2 separate regions of the Homo sapiens genome follow, and region 2 is linked to region 1. A link is an interaction called in ENCODE POLR2A ChIA-PET data of the cell type or tissue named here. Cell type or tissue: GM12878. All regions are shown on one strand. Links, peaks and the distances in the headings refer to the core of each region. The heading gives the core; the rest is flanking DNA.

What was found. ChIA-PET counts read pairs that join two places held together with the same protein. Peaks named below come from ENCODE experiments on the same cell type or tissue, not always from the same donor. Only the 100,000 strongest peaks of a DNase experiment are listed, where the experiment ranks them.
Region 2: POLR2A ChIA-PET joins it to region 1 with 5 read pairs; 3 of 35 experiments call an interaction of 5 or more read pairs at or near these places.

Annotation. Positions count from the first base shown.
Region 1 is chrX:149,827,015-149,833,822 of GRCh38, reverse strand. All of the region lies in intron 1 of LINC00850 (long intergenic non-protein coding RNA 850), which reads right to left. Among named protein-coding and RNA genes, the nearest start is that of LINC00850, 4.7 kb to the right of the region's middle. RefSeq lists enhancers at 3,250-3,369, 3,390-3,459, 3,480-3,619, 3,820-3,869. In GM12878, for the core only: no CTCF peak of the experiment used is centred there; DNase peaks (open chromatin) are centred at 3,382 and 3,902; H3K4me3 peaks cover 681 bases; H3K27ac peaks cover 1,545 bases.
Region 2 is chrX:149,913,304-149,920,111 of GRCh38, reverse strand. No RefSeq gene overlaps it. Among named protein-coding and RNA genes, the nearest start is that of HSFX4, 13 kb to the left of the region's middle. In GM12878, for the core only: a CTCF peak has its summit at 3,157; a DNase peak (open chromatin) is centred at 3,161; H3K27ac peaks cover 339 bases.

The DNA.
Region 1 (6,808 bases), core at 1,494-5,493:
GCTTGGACCAGTATAAGCATGCCAGGGCAAATACTTAGGAGCACAGGTCTTTGAATAAATTTTGCTTCTAAGAGAAGTTACTATTTATTCCTAATTAGATAGGGAGGAAAGTCTTTGAAGAGGAACCTCTACTTTACTTTTTACAATATTCCCCCTCTTTTTATTTCATAATTTCTCTTCAAACTTATTTAATATGTTTTGACTTAATTGCTTTGTCCCTGTAAAAGAAGTAATTTTTTTTTGAATAGGGTGGAGGAGAGTTAGGAGTTAACTCTGTAAGAGTGGCAGAGACAAGTTTTTGCATAAAACTTTGAAGGCAGGGAATAATATAACAGTCTACAAGAATAAGTACACCAATAATAAGAACGAACAAGGTGAGAATTGAAGTTAAATTTTTTTTTAATTTATAGTTACCTATTAGAACAACGTGGATTTAAATTTTGCATCTATTTGATTTTGTGCTTTAAAATTATTTGGCAGTTCTCACAGGACCTTAATAGCATTTATATAAACCTGAGGATTAAAGGACTTACAAGGAGTTTTCCTTGGCCTGCGGTGTTTTGTTTTTACCTTTTTAGATGGATGAAATGCCAGGGTGAAGGGGATAGCCAATTGGATTAGAGCACAAGTACTGCTCCAATTATTTGGCAAAGTGTCTAGTAAAGATCCTCTACAGGATTACCATACATTTGCTTGGGGATGGCTAAGCATGGACTGATGGGCAAGCTCTTAGAAAGGCTTGAGCTCTTTATATCCTTTTATGTTTCCAAGAAACACCAAATCTTCCCCCTGCCATGAGAGGTACAAAGTAAACTTGGCATTTAGAGGTGGAAGCTGGATTGCCCTCAGGGGCTGGCCCACAGGGGGTTGAACTTTAGGAGATAGCAGAGAGAGCTCAGTAGGATGGATTATTCTAAGCAGTGGGATTTTGAAAAAGAGCCACCGTACAGTCCGTATGTGGTCAATGGGGAGACCATTCGAATGGAAAGGGGATAATCTGGGCCTCTGGCCTACCGTGCATACAAGCGTCATAATCGCTTTTATTAACGGATTATTTAATCAATTTCAGCCAGGCATTTGCAATTTGATATTTTGTCTTGACGGCTGTTTGTCTTAGGTCTCTTATTTTTATAATAGACACCCTAGTTTTATTAGATGTAGGAGCAACCGGTGTGAGATCTAGAACTGAGGCTACTGAAGAAGGGGAAGATGGGGGAATAATGCATATTTTAAAAATACTTATGGGGGTCTTTTCCATTTACGTCAATCCTTATACTATAGAAGCGACTAAGGGCAGGTTTAGAGTTAGTTAAGGTGGAGGTGGTGATAGAGAGAAGGACGGGGTTATATTGATAAGGCTGACAGTTAGAAGGGGTAGTCCTTTTAGTGAAATAGATGAGGGATTTTAGATCTGCACAAACCTTTTTCGTGGAAGTTTAACTTTGCTCCTGAGTAGTTTAATGGATGTAGTCCCATTTACTACAAGGTTGCCAGCCTGTAGGAGCAGAAAATTGGCATCTTGGCTGCATGTGATTACAACAATGAGTGCTAGGGGTAACCGTGTCAATTAGAGGGCTGGGACATAAATATTTGTGTGAAAAGACTAGCTGTTGTTGATCTTTTACATTTCCACAAGGTATGACAGCGCAAGCATTAAAGGCAATGGTTTGAGGTGAGTTAGATTTAGTTACATTAATAACAAAGGAGCTAGTAACAGAATAAGGAAAGGAAAGGAAGCAATATAGAAGGTATATGAAAATTAAGCTTTCTTTAACTTAGTAGGGCTTGATCCTAGTACAGTAACCCACGATTTTGAGAGGAAGTTTTTTTTGACTCGAGTATGGTGGGTCCATTTTTTTTTGTCTTGGCTGTGCGGACGGCAGTCTCAGCAGTTAACAGCATAAAATAGGGTTCTTCCTAGGCTGGCTTGAGTTTTTCTATCTTTTGATGAGGACGTGGTTTTCAGGCTGGTGCTGATGTACTGGAAATTCTAGGGGTGGCACCTGTGCTAAAAGACTTTTAGTTCCAAGGGAAGGAAAAGTGGAAGATAAGTATATAATTTTTGCTGCATATTCTGGGGCTTGAGGCCTCATGGTGACGCCTCCTGCTCCATTCTTGCTCAGTGCCACCTAGGGGATGCTGCAGTCCTGCCCCTTCTTAATGTCTTGGCCTTCTTGTGGCCTTCACTGCCCCTGTGCACTGTGACCTTGAGGATGAGGGGCCTTGTGACTTACCTGGCTGCCTTTGGGCCTTAAGAAAGCTAAACACCATTTTATATTTGACAATGTTTTTTATATGATTTTATACCAGATAAGTTAAATTTTATCTTTATATTAATATGCTATTAATGTTAAACTTAATTTTAATAAAATTTTGTAGACATTATCTAATTTTAATGTCTGACTATAGTTAAATTTTATCTTTATATTAATATGCTATTAATGTTAAACTTAATTTTAATAAAATTTTGTAGACATTATCTAATTTGAATGTCTGATTATAAGGTAAGACTTTTATAGACTCTTTTTAACTTTTTATAATTTTTGTTAAAGAGCAGGTTAGTGCTTCAAGAAAGATCTATTGTGCTTTAATTTTAACGTCCAGTTCAGAAAAACTGGATGATACCTCTTTAACTTTAGCCAGTATGTTTACACACAGAATTTCCTTTACAATTAACTTTTTAAAACTTGCTTAAACCTTTAAAACAAAAAAAAATTTTAAACCTTTAATGTAGGTAAAAATCCACATTCTTATGCCTCCTTAAAATCCTGTTATTAAAAGTATATTTTATGTTTCTTACATACCTTGTACATAAACTTTTTAAAAATAATTTTACATTCAGGAGGCCTAATTACTTTTAAATTATACAATATTTCTTGCATAAATTCCCTTTTATAGCTTTTCTTACAACTTTCACAATCTGCAACATGTCTTAACTTTGTGCCTTCCTTTTACACTATTTCTTTTTCTAGTTTCACCCTCTATGTCTTTGATTTCTGTCTCTTCCAGTTTCTCTTACTTACCCTTTCCATTTCTCTTTCTCTCTCATTTGCACTGTATTTCTCTCTCTCTCTCTCTCTCTCTCTCTCTCCCTCATCCTCTGTCATCCTTTGTCATCCTGTTTCCCTTTCTTTTCCCGAGTTCTCTTGCTCCTGCCGTGAGCGGGGACCAGCCACGGCCGCCCCCTACGCGTGCGCGGCCGGCTGTTTCTCCTGTGTTCCCCCCCTTTACTTTCTTTTTTTTCATTTCTTTTTACACTTAGTTTCTCGGGCTGGGTGAGATTTGCGTGGCTGCAGTCTGGGCCTAGGGCAGTCACCAGCCTAGAGGCTTGGCAGATGCCTGCCGCAAATTGCAAGAATTATGCCCTATTCACCTCCTCTGCTCTCCTCCCAGCAAGGGTCCACCGCCCTCTTTTTCACATAGACTGGGGCTGGGGAGAGGGACTTAACCCTTGGCGTGCCTGCCTCGCTGTTTGGCTCTGTGACTGCTGTTTTTGCTTGCTTTCTCTCTTCTCTCCTAAGTTCTTTTTCTTCTCTGCTGGTCTTTCCTTAGTCTCTGCCAGCCACCTATGCTGCTGTTTTTCCTTCTCCTTTCCCTTCCCTTAGGGGAGGGACCGGCGGGAGTGGAGCTACTCTTTCTTCCCCTGAGAAGAAAGGAAAGGGGGGTTTCTAAATATTTTTCTTACTTCCGGAGGTTTGTGTGAGGTTCAACCCCCCCACCATGGGGATTTCTCACCTCTTTCTGAGGTTCAACCCCCCCACCATGGGGATTTCTCACCTCTTTCTGAGGTTCAACCCCCCCCCCAAGGAATTCTCAGCTCTTTCTGAGGTTCAACGCCCCTGGGGATTTCTCACCTCTTTCTAACCTCCAGGACATCCTGACTAAGGCATACTTTACCACCCCTGCAGTTTTTTTACTTTACTGGCTCCTGCGGCTTCTCCTTCCTTGGTCTGTGCACAGAGTCATCACTGCAGTATGTGAGGATCCTTTAAGCTAGGTTGCTGGCCAGTTTCTGTTTTTTTTTTTCTCTCTCTCTCTCTCTCTCTTTTTATTTTTGCATTGCTGAGAGTACAGGTTTATTCATCACACCGGGTGGGTCTCAATTTCTCACCCATGAGACGCTTGCAATGAGGTAAGGGAGCACGCTCCATCATGAGAGACGACTGGAGACCACCCCCAGAGGAGAATGTATCCCCATATGGCCCATCAAATTGTTTGAAATGCTTGTTCCCTAGTGCCGTAAAGAAATAGCACTTGAACATTATTATTTAGTAAGGCCATTTTTACTTTCTGCAGAAAGGGTACACTCGCCAGCAGTTTTGCCACGAGAATACACCAAACAAAGGAGACAGGGTCATTTATGACCTGACGCATCCACCCTACTGCTGTGTCCGGTTTCCATTGGCTGGAACGGGACCTCACATTCTGTATTCGTCCCAAATGGCTAGCAACTTAGGAGTTTTTAGAAGAGGCAAAGGTAGAGGAGAACAAAGGAAGGAGGAAGTAAATTGTGGAATGCTGAGAAAGGTAAAAACACTTTTAAATAAAGAAGAGGCACAGGCTATGACCTGATGCTTGCTTGGACCAGTATAAGCATGCCAGGGCAAGTATTTAGGAGCACAGGTCTTTGAATAAATTTTGCTTCTAAGAGAAGTTACTATTTATTCCTAATTAGATTGGAAGGAAAGTCTTTGAAGACGAACTTCTACTTTACTTTTTATTTACAATGTCCAGTTCACAGAAAAACTGGATGATACCTCTGTAACTTTAGCCAATATGTTTACACACAGGATTCCCTTTACAATTAACATTTCAAAACTTGCTTAAACCTTTAAAACAAAATATTTTTTTAACCTTTTAATGTAGGTAAAAATCCACATCATTATGCCTCCATATAATCCTTTTACCAAAGGTATATTTTACTTTCCTTATACACTTTGCACGTAAACTGTTTCTTCAATAATTCTACATTCAGGAGGCCTAATTACTTTTAAATTATACAACATTTCTTGCATAAATTCCCTTTTATAACTTTTTTTTGGTCATGACTTTCACAGACAATTCTTCCATGTGCCTCAACTTTCTGACTTGCTGCAAACATCCTTTTCTTTAAACAACCAGTTAATTTACTTTAGGACAAGAATTTACCATATAACATTCTTTTTACATAAATTCCCCCCTCCACCCTTTTTTTCCTAAAGATGATAACCATTCTTTTCCAAAGCGAACTTCCTTCATGTCTGTGGACTAGACTGCCTAAGACCATAAGATTAGAAGTTAGGATAATACATGTTACACTGTTAACTTTTAGCAAACTTTACTTTTGTTGAAAACCTTGTAAGTTTGGGATTTCAATTATCCTTTGCTGTTAACAAGACCTTGTTTAGTCCAGATTTACTTAGAATTGGCATAGATGGTTCCTTCCTGGTTCTTTAAGTACTTTAAGGCTTGGCTGAGAGGAAACAGCTCTCAGGTTTGAGCAGACCAATTATTAGGCCATTTTCCTAACTCTGCTTTTACAAGAGTTTCCCTATCAATTACTGAATACCTATTGTGTCTTTTTCCCTCAGTCACCAGGGAGGAACCATCTATTGTCCTGTCCTGAAGGGAGTTCCTCCTAGGTATGGTCAGACCTTTGTATGGTAATTAATTAAGATTTAGATCCCCTGTTAGGAAACCTGCTGGGTTAAGGGAATTATCCGTGGTTAATGTTAAATCATCTTTTTCTAACAGAAGAGTCCCATACTTTAAGATTTTTGAGTTAGTAAGCTACCTTTCTGCTTTTTTTTTTTTTTTTGACTTAAGATAGTTCTGAACTTGTGAGGTGTGCTTACAATGAAGTTTCCTCTAAAAGCGATTTTTCTACTTTCTTCTGCTAGCAAAGCAGTTGCTGCTACAGATTAAATGCATTTGGGCCATCCGCAGGTTAAGGATTTTAGATAGGAAGGCTAAGGGTTGTCAGTGGCCTAAGTGCTTTAGGGCTATGCCCTTGTTTACACTGACAACAAGGTGGTATTGGAGTGTTATAGGGTCATGGAGAAGACCTTCAATTATCAATTATAGGTTTTAAATTTACCCTGGCTTTTAAAGGAATAGGGTACACTGTTTCTTCTTCACTACTTCTATCTTTCTTTCTTTGACTTTCTGTCTCTCTCTTTCTCTCCCTTTGACTCCGTCTCTGCCTCTCTCTCTTTGACTCCCTCTTTGTCTGTCTCTTCCTCTCTCTCTGCCTCTCTTTTTCTCTGTCTCTCTTTGACTTTCTGTCTCTCTCTCTCTGACTCCCTCTTTGTCTCTCTCTCTTCCTCTCTCTCTCTCTGACTCCCTCTTTGTCTGTCTCTTCCTCTTTCTCTCTCTCTCTGACTCCCTCTTTGTCTGTCTCTTCCTCTTTCTCTCTCTCTCTTTGACTCCCTCTTTGTCTGTCTCTTCCTCTCTCTCTGACTGCATCTTTGTCTCTTCCTCTCTCTCTGCCTCTTTCTCTCTCTCTCTTTGACTCCCTCTTTGTGTGTGTCTCTCTCTCTTTCTCTCTTTGATTCCCTCTTTGTCTCTTCCTCTCTCTCTCTCTTTCCCCCCTCCCTCTCTTTCCTCTCTGCTGTTCTTTCCCTGCCTCTGCCAGCTGCTTATGCTGCTGTTCTCCCCTCTCCTTCCCCTTTCCCTAGGGGAGGGACTGGCAGGAGTGGAGCTACTCTTTCTTCCTCTGAAAAGAGGATGCCCAAGATGGACATTAACTCGACCCAGGTGTACAACTGAGGTCCTAAGAATTGGTCAATTTGGTCTGCCACTCTGTAAGGGTCATCTAGTAGTGATTTAA
Region 2 (6,808 bases), core at 1,529-5,528, 86 kb before region 1:
TGATTTTAGGGGGTCTGTTTGGACTGTTAAACTGATAAGGCCAGAAGGCCTTAGAAAAGCACACCAGGCAGGCTTCTCACTGGGACATGGAATGCTGCTGTTGTCTGGTCTTGAAGCATCTCAGCTTTCCTGCTGCAGTAGAAAACTCTCTGACTGTTTTGGAACCCAGAAGTCACAAATTACAATAGGCTTGTCTCGACTCTAAGCTAAAACCCAAAAATGTCCACTCTGGGCTGTTTCAGACTCATGTCAAGCTGTGCTGAACAGAAAGCAGGCATAGCTCGATGCACTGGAGGGGTCTTTGACCCTGTGATCCTGGTAGGTTTTGAACACCCCTCTCTGGAGTTAGAAACTGTCACAACCTAGATGCTGTCCTGGACTGTCTGCATCTCTTGCAGATGCCCATGATGAGGGGATTGTTCTCTGGTGGGGCCAGCGAGAGTGGAGCTGTTCATGAACACTGTATTTTTGATGTAGACAGGTTGCATTTTTTACTGGTAATGCTGTCAAAAGCTGCACATTGAGGGAGGGCACCCAACAGGAATTGTGATCCCTCTGCCCAATTGTGACAGATCAGTCTTAGACCTTCTCTCTGTGATGTCCACTGCTGGTGACTTGTGTCCAGCGATCCACATTAGTTTCAGTTTGGGAAAGTGGACAGACAGCCTGGCTACTTTCTTTCCTTGCTTCTGGCCTACAAGTCAGGCAGTAGGATTATCAAATGCAGCTGTGCCCAGGGAGGGATTATTATTTTTTAAATTGTTGTTCTACACTGCTCACTGCATAAATGAGCAGGATGAAAAGGAGTAAACCCATTTTGGAATCTTTTGGAAATGCGGGATTTCTTCCTGACTGCTTCCTAAACATGAGGGGCCTTTCTGTTCTCATGATGCTGTATGACAGTGTTTTTCTGTAAAAACAGTGTCATCTCTCTTTCATATAGCCCTGCCAGGCAAGAAGGCCAGGGGGAGGGTAAGAGATGACTGAAGCAATGTAAAGCTTTTATTGTTGAGTGGGCCATGCTGATTTTATAAGGATGGAGGAAAAAGAGAATGAGACATCTGTAGAGGTGTGGGAGAAGGCATTGTGATCTTGGTGTTTCAGAACTATTCCTGAAAGCTTTCACCTCTTGCTGAAGGAAAACACCCCATGCTGCCTTTGAAAGCTTCTGCAAGTTTTGTGTATCCAAAATGATGGCCATGCCTGAGACCACACCTGACCCCACCGACTAAGGGACAGAGGAGGTGGCCCGAGCTTCTCCATGTTTCCCTTAGAGCGCCTCCAGGTGTCCTCTGGATCTGTCATGCACAAGCCAAACTGTCTGCAAGGGAAACCAAGGATGGAACTGGACTATATAGCCTGTACTGGAAAACAGGCCACAGTGTGGTACTGTTAACCTGTGCTGCCTGACTTAGGTACACCCTCTTGTGTTGCCCAAACTATGGTACACTCTGAGTTTGCAGGGAGACCATGTGTATGCTCGGGTATTGTACAGCTTATGTGCCCTGCCTGTCATGACACTGCCTCAGCCCTGGATGGCTTCCAGGTCAGCTCGAACTTCCTGTCCAGAGCTGTGTTTTACCTGAATTGATGCCCCAATTGATTGAATTGGCCAAGTATAAAGAAAAAGTACTGAAATTTAAGAGGGAAGCCACGTGACTGTCTAAGATACATCTCTTTGGTTAATGGGGTTTGTGTTAACTGGTTCAGTACAGGACCCCTAACAGGCACAAGTGACATCTATATGCAGCTTGGTTTCCACCCTGTTGTGTCAGGTCCTATGATAATTTTCCTGTAATATGCCTTGGCCAGTGGGGTGCACTGTGAAGAAAAGAGTTCACACAGCAGGCCTCACTGCTATCTTTGGCAAAGCCTGCTGCTTTCAGTGTTATCCATTGGCTGGATTCTCAGGACTTGGATTTGGGAGGGATTCCACCTTTCTCAGAACTGATCAGGGTGGTTCACTATACCCAAGCTGCTTATGCAAACAAAAAGCTGCACACTGCTTTCCTCCTGGGAGTCTGGAATTTTGGTTCATGCCAGGCAGAACTGCTTATGTGACCAGTGCCAAGTTCAACTCATGGGTGATGAGGTTTTACTGAGCTCCGCTGGTTGGCAGCATTTTACATGTGTGGTCACACCTTGTTGTGAGGGAATTAAGTGCGTTCTATGTGACCCTACTGGGAGATGAGATGACTCTGGAAACTTGTGTCTGGTCTCCTGCACTTCTCCCTGTGCACCCTTTCCCTTTGCTGATTGTGCTTGGTATCCTTTCACTGTAGTAAGTTGTCGTCGTGGGTAGGACTATATCATGAGTCCCATGAGTTCTCCTAGTGAGCTACTAGACCTGATTCAGTGGTCTGGGTTCCCCCATTTCATTTTGGGGACCCTGACACACCTGTCCATCCCTTCCGTCTCCCACTCCAGGGAATTTCAGATTAGGACGCTGCTGAGAAGAATCATAATGGCCAAGCTTGCTTAAGTGCTTCTTAGGTCTCAAGGACTGTTCTCAATGCTTTGCAAACATCCATAGATTCTATTGTTCCACCCATTTTGTGAAGGAAACTCCGAGTCCTATCTATGCAGCTTTTCTGTAAATCCAACTCTGTTCTAAAACAAAATGGTTAGGTTTCTAAAAAGTAAATAGTAACAAGAGCATTGGGGAAAGAAACCAGACTTGAAGTAAGATCAATATGGCAGTGAAAATTCCTGTACCATGTTTTCCTGTTGTATCTCTAAGCCTGGAGTCACAGTCAGCCCAAATATGAGAACTGCACAAGAGGTGTGGACAGAAAGAGATCTATGAGAAAGATTTTTCTTTACTGACCAAGAGCTAGGAAGAGAGGCCTTTACAGCATACAGATAATGAGGGACAGAACCTTTTTATCTTGCTTGCTCTGCCTCCAGGCCAGCCTCTGTCCTGAATCTGTAACCTGTGGCGGCAGCATCAACCACAGCTGGGCAGGCACATAAACACTCCAGGCAGTGATTCCTACTCTCTGATAAGAAATTTCATCCAAAAACCCTGGAAGGATTGCAAGGAGGAAATGAAAAGCACTTGTGCAGGTCACAGCAAGGGGCACAGGCTAGCAAAAAGACTGAGGCCTACTCATAGGTGTGTAGAACACTTCCTCTCCTCCACGCCTTACCACTACGTGGCACTGAAACAACTGTGCATCTCAAACTTCACTTAAAAAGTCTCTGGGGAAACCCAAGATGACAGGGGCAGACCAAAAAAATGGAAACCAGAAGAAAGTTCAACCTCTGATGCCTCTAGCTCCACAAAACAGTAAACACAGTCTAACTCTTAGTCAAATAAAAATAAACTATCACTGTAAAGGCCTATTTTCCTCAATTCCATTTACCCAGTACATTATATATATTTTTAAAAATAATAGAAATGTTTATTTATGGAGGTAATGTTTTGTGTGTGTTGATTTTTTTTTATTGAACAAGTAATATTAAAAAAATGGTAATGGAACACACATAGTCCCACAACCTTTACACATATACCATTGCATTGTGTAACAGCAGTAGCAGTAGTAGCTAGCATTGATTGTACATTTACTGTGTGCAAGGCACAAGCTGAAAACTTTAGGAGCATTGCTTCCTTTAATTCCCATGACGATTATGTAAGATAGTTATTTTACTATCTCATTTTACGGATGAAGAATTTGCAAAACAAAGATAATAATGGGTATAGTACACACTTATAACCAGAGCATGAAGTCAACTTTGCATTAAGCTTCTTTCACTTAGTACAATGATGTATTTTCCATATTGAATAGACCATTCTAGTATATTCACATATCAGTTTTCTTCTCATTAGACATTTAGATCATCCCATTTTTCACAATTATATTTAACATTGTAGTGATCAATTTCATTTAGTGCTCGTCTTGAATTATTTTTCTTAGGATGGGGTCTCAAAAGTGATCTTCCTCAATCCAAAGGTAAAATCACCTAGCTTTGATAATAACATACTAAAACAAAAAACTTTTTTAAGAAAGCCCACATTTTGTCAATGTTTATAAAACCAAATCATTCTCTTCATAGGTTTAGATAGTCATACATTTAAAATAATGGTACTGTAATTTTAAAATTATGAAGGTATTTTTATATAATTCAGTCTCATTGCAAAATCACTCCATGGAGACTATCTTCCAGGCAGCTAGGCACTTCAAGAAAACTTCCAGATTTATGAAGGCAAGACGTTTCTGCCTTCTTCTACTGAATTCACCCCCAAACCACAAGACAATGAGAACCAGAATCACAACTCAATTTTGGACAACACCAGAAGACATTTGTAACTCAGAACTCTGTTGTACAAGCAGAGGACAGTGGCAGGAAAGGTCAAACCAAGTGTCTGAAGAAAGGCTCAGGAACCCAAGGCACCAGCTACTGCAGAAGGTGAGCAAGAAGTGCAGGCTGAAAACAAGGGAGTTATGTGAGTCTATGTAAGGGACAGAGTCCCCCAATTTTCAGTCCTATTAGCAAGAAGCAGGACGGCATCCTTCAGAAAAACTGAAAAGAGAGCCTCTGGATATAGAGTCACAAGGCACAGAGTGGGGCATGGTGTACCAGACCAGACCCAGGGGACTGGATGAAGTCTGCATCTTGAATGGAGAGACCTCCAGATGTCTGGTTTTCAACAACAACAAAATTACAAGGCATAGTAAAAGAAAAATAACATAGGTTGGAAAGAATGAGTATCAGAAACAGACTCAGCATATGGCAGAGCTGTTTTGTGAAGCTAGAGGCATTGGAGGTTGAACTTTCTTCTGGTTTCCTTTTTTTTTGGTCTGCCCCTGTCATCTTGGGTTTCCCTAGAGACTTCTTAAATGAAGTTTGAGATGCACAGTTGTTTCAAATTGACAATTTTTCATTTATTTTATTTTTTATGGACACATAGTACCCATAGTAGGTGTATGTATTTATGGATTACATGAGATATTTTGATACAGGCATGCAACATGTAATAATCACATCAGTGTAAATGGAATATTCACCACCTCAAGCATTTACCGTTTGTGTTATAAATAATCCAATTATACTTAGTTATTTTAAAATGTACAATTAAATCATGTTTTACTATAGTCACTGTTGTGCTATCAAATACTACATCTTATTCTTTCTATTTCTTGTATCCATTAATCATGCTCACTTCCCCCTTCCACCCCCAACTACCCTTCCCAGCCTCTGGTAACCATCCTGCTACTCTCTGTCTCCATGAGTTCAATTGTTTGTATTTTTACCTCCCACAAATAAGTGAGAACATGCAAAGTTTGTCTTTCTGTACCTGGCTTATTTCACTAAACATAATGTCCTCCAGTTCCATCCATGTTGTAGCAAATGACAGGGTCTCATTAGTTTTTAGGGCTGCATAGTACTCCACTGTGTGTAGGTGCCACATTTTCTTTTCTTTTTTTTTTTATTATACTTTAAGTTCTGGGGTATATGTGCAGAACGTGCAGGTTTGTTACATAGGTATGCACGTGCCATGGTGGTTTGCTGCACCCATCAACCCGTCATCTACATTAGGAATTTCTCCTAATGCTATCCCTCCCCTAGCCCCCCACCCCCTGACGGGCCCCAGTGTGTGATGTTCCCCTCCCTGTGTCTATGTGTTCTCATCGTTCAACTCCCACTTATGAGTGAGAACATGTGGTGTTTGGTTTTCTGTTCTTGTGTTAGTTTGCTGAGAATGATGGTTTCCAGCCTCATCCATGTCCCTGCAAAGGACATGAACTCACCCTTTTTATGGCTGCATAGTATTCCATAGTGTGTATGTACCACATTTTCTTAATCCAATCTATCATTGATGGACATTTAGGTTGCTTCCAAATCTTATCTATTGTGAATAGTGCTACACTAAACATGGGAGTGCAGATATCTCCTTCAATATAATGATTTCTTCCTTTTGGGTATATACCAACCAATGAGATTGCTGGATCATATGATAGCTCTATTTTTAGTTTTTTGCAGAACCTCCAAACTTTCCCATAGTGGTTGTACTAATTTACATTCCCACCAACAGTGTTCCATTTTCTCCACATCCTCACCAGCATTTGGATAAATGTCATTTTAACTGGCATGAGATGATATCTCACTGTAGTTTTGATTTGTATTTCTCTGATATCAGTGATGTTGGGCACCTTTTCATATACTGTTAGCAACTTATATGTCTTCTTTTGAGAAATATCTATTCAAACTTCAGATCTTTTACTCATTTTGAATTGGATTATTACACTTTTTCCTATAGAATTGTTTGAGCTCCATATATATTCTGGTTATTAATCCCTTATGAGATGAATAGTGTACAAATATATTCTGTGGGTTGTCTCTTTACTTTGTTGATTTTTTTCCTTTGCTGTGAAGAACATTTTTTACTTGATGCGATCCCATTTATCCGTTTTTTCTTAGGTTGCCCATGCCTGTGCTTGCAAAGATTACTCAAGAAATCTTTGCCCAGATTGATGTGCTGGAGAGTTTCCCCCAATGTTTTTAGTCTTTTCATAGTTTGAGGTCTTAGATTTAAGTTTTTAATTCATTTTGATTTGATTTTTATATATGGCAAGAAATAGAGGTCTAGTTTCATTTTTCTGCATATGGATATCCAGTTTTCCCAGCAGACATTTATTGAAAAGACTGTTTTCTCCAACGTATCTTCTTGCCACCTTTGTCAAAAATAAGTTGACTGTAGATGTATAGATTTAGTTCTAGGTTTTGTTTTCTGTTACATTCATCTATGTGTCTGTTTTTATGCCAGTGCCATGCTATTTAGGTTACTGTAGCTCTATAGTATAAT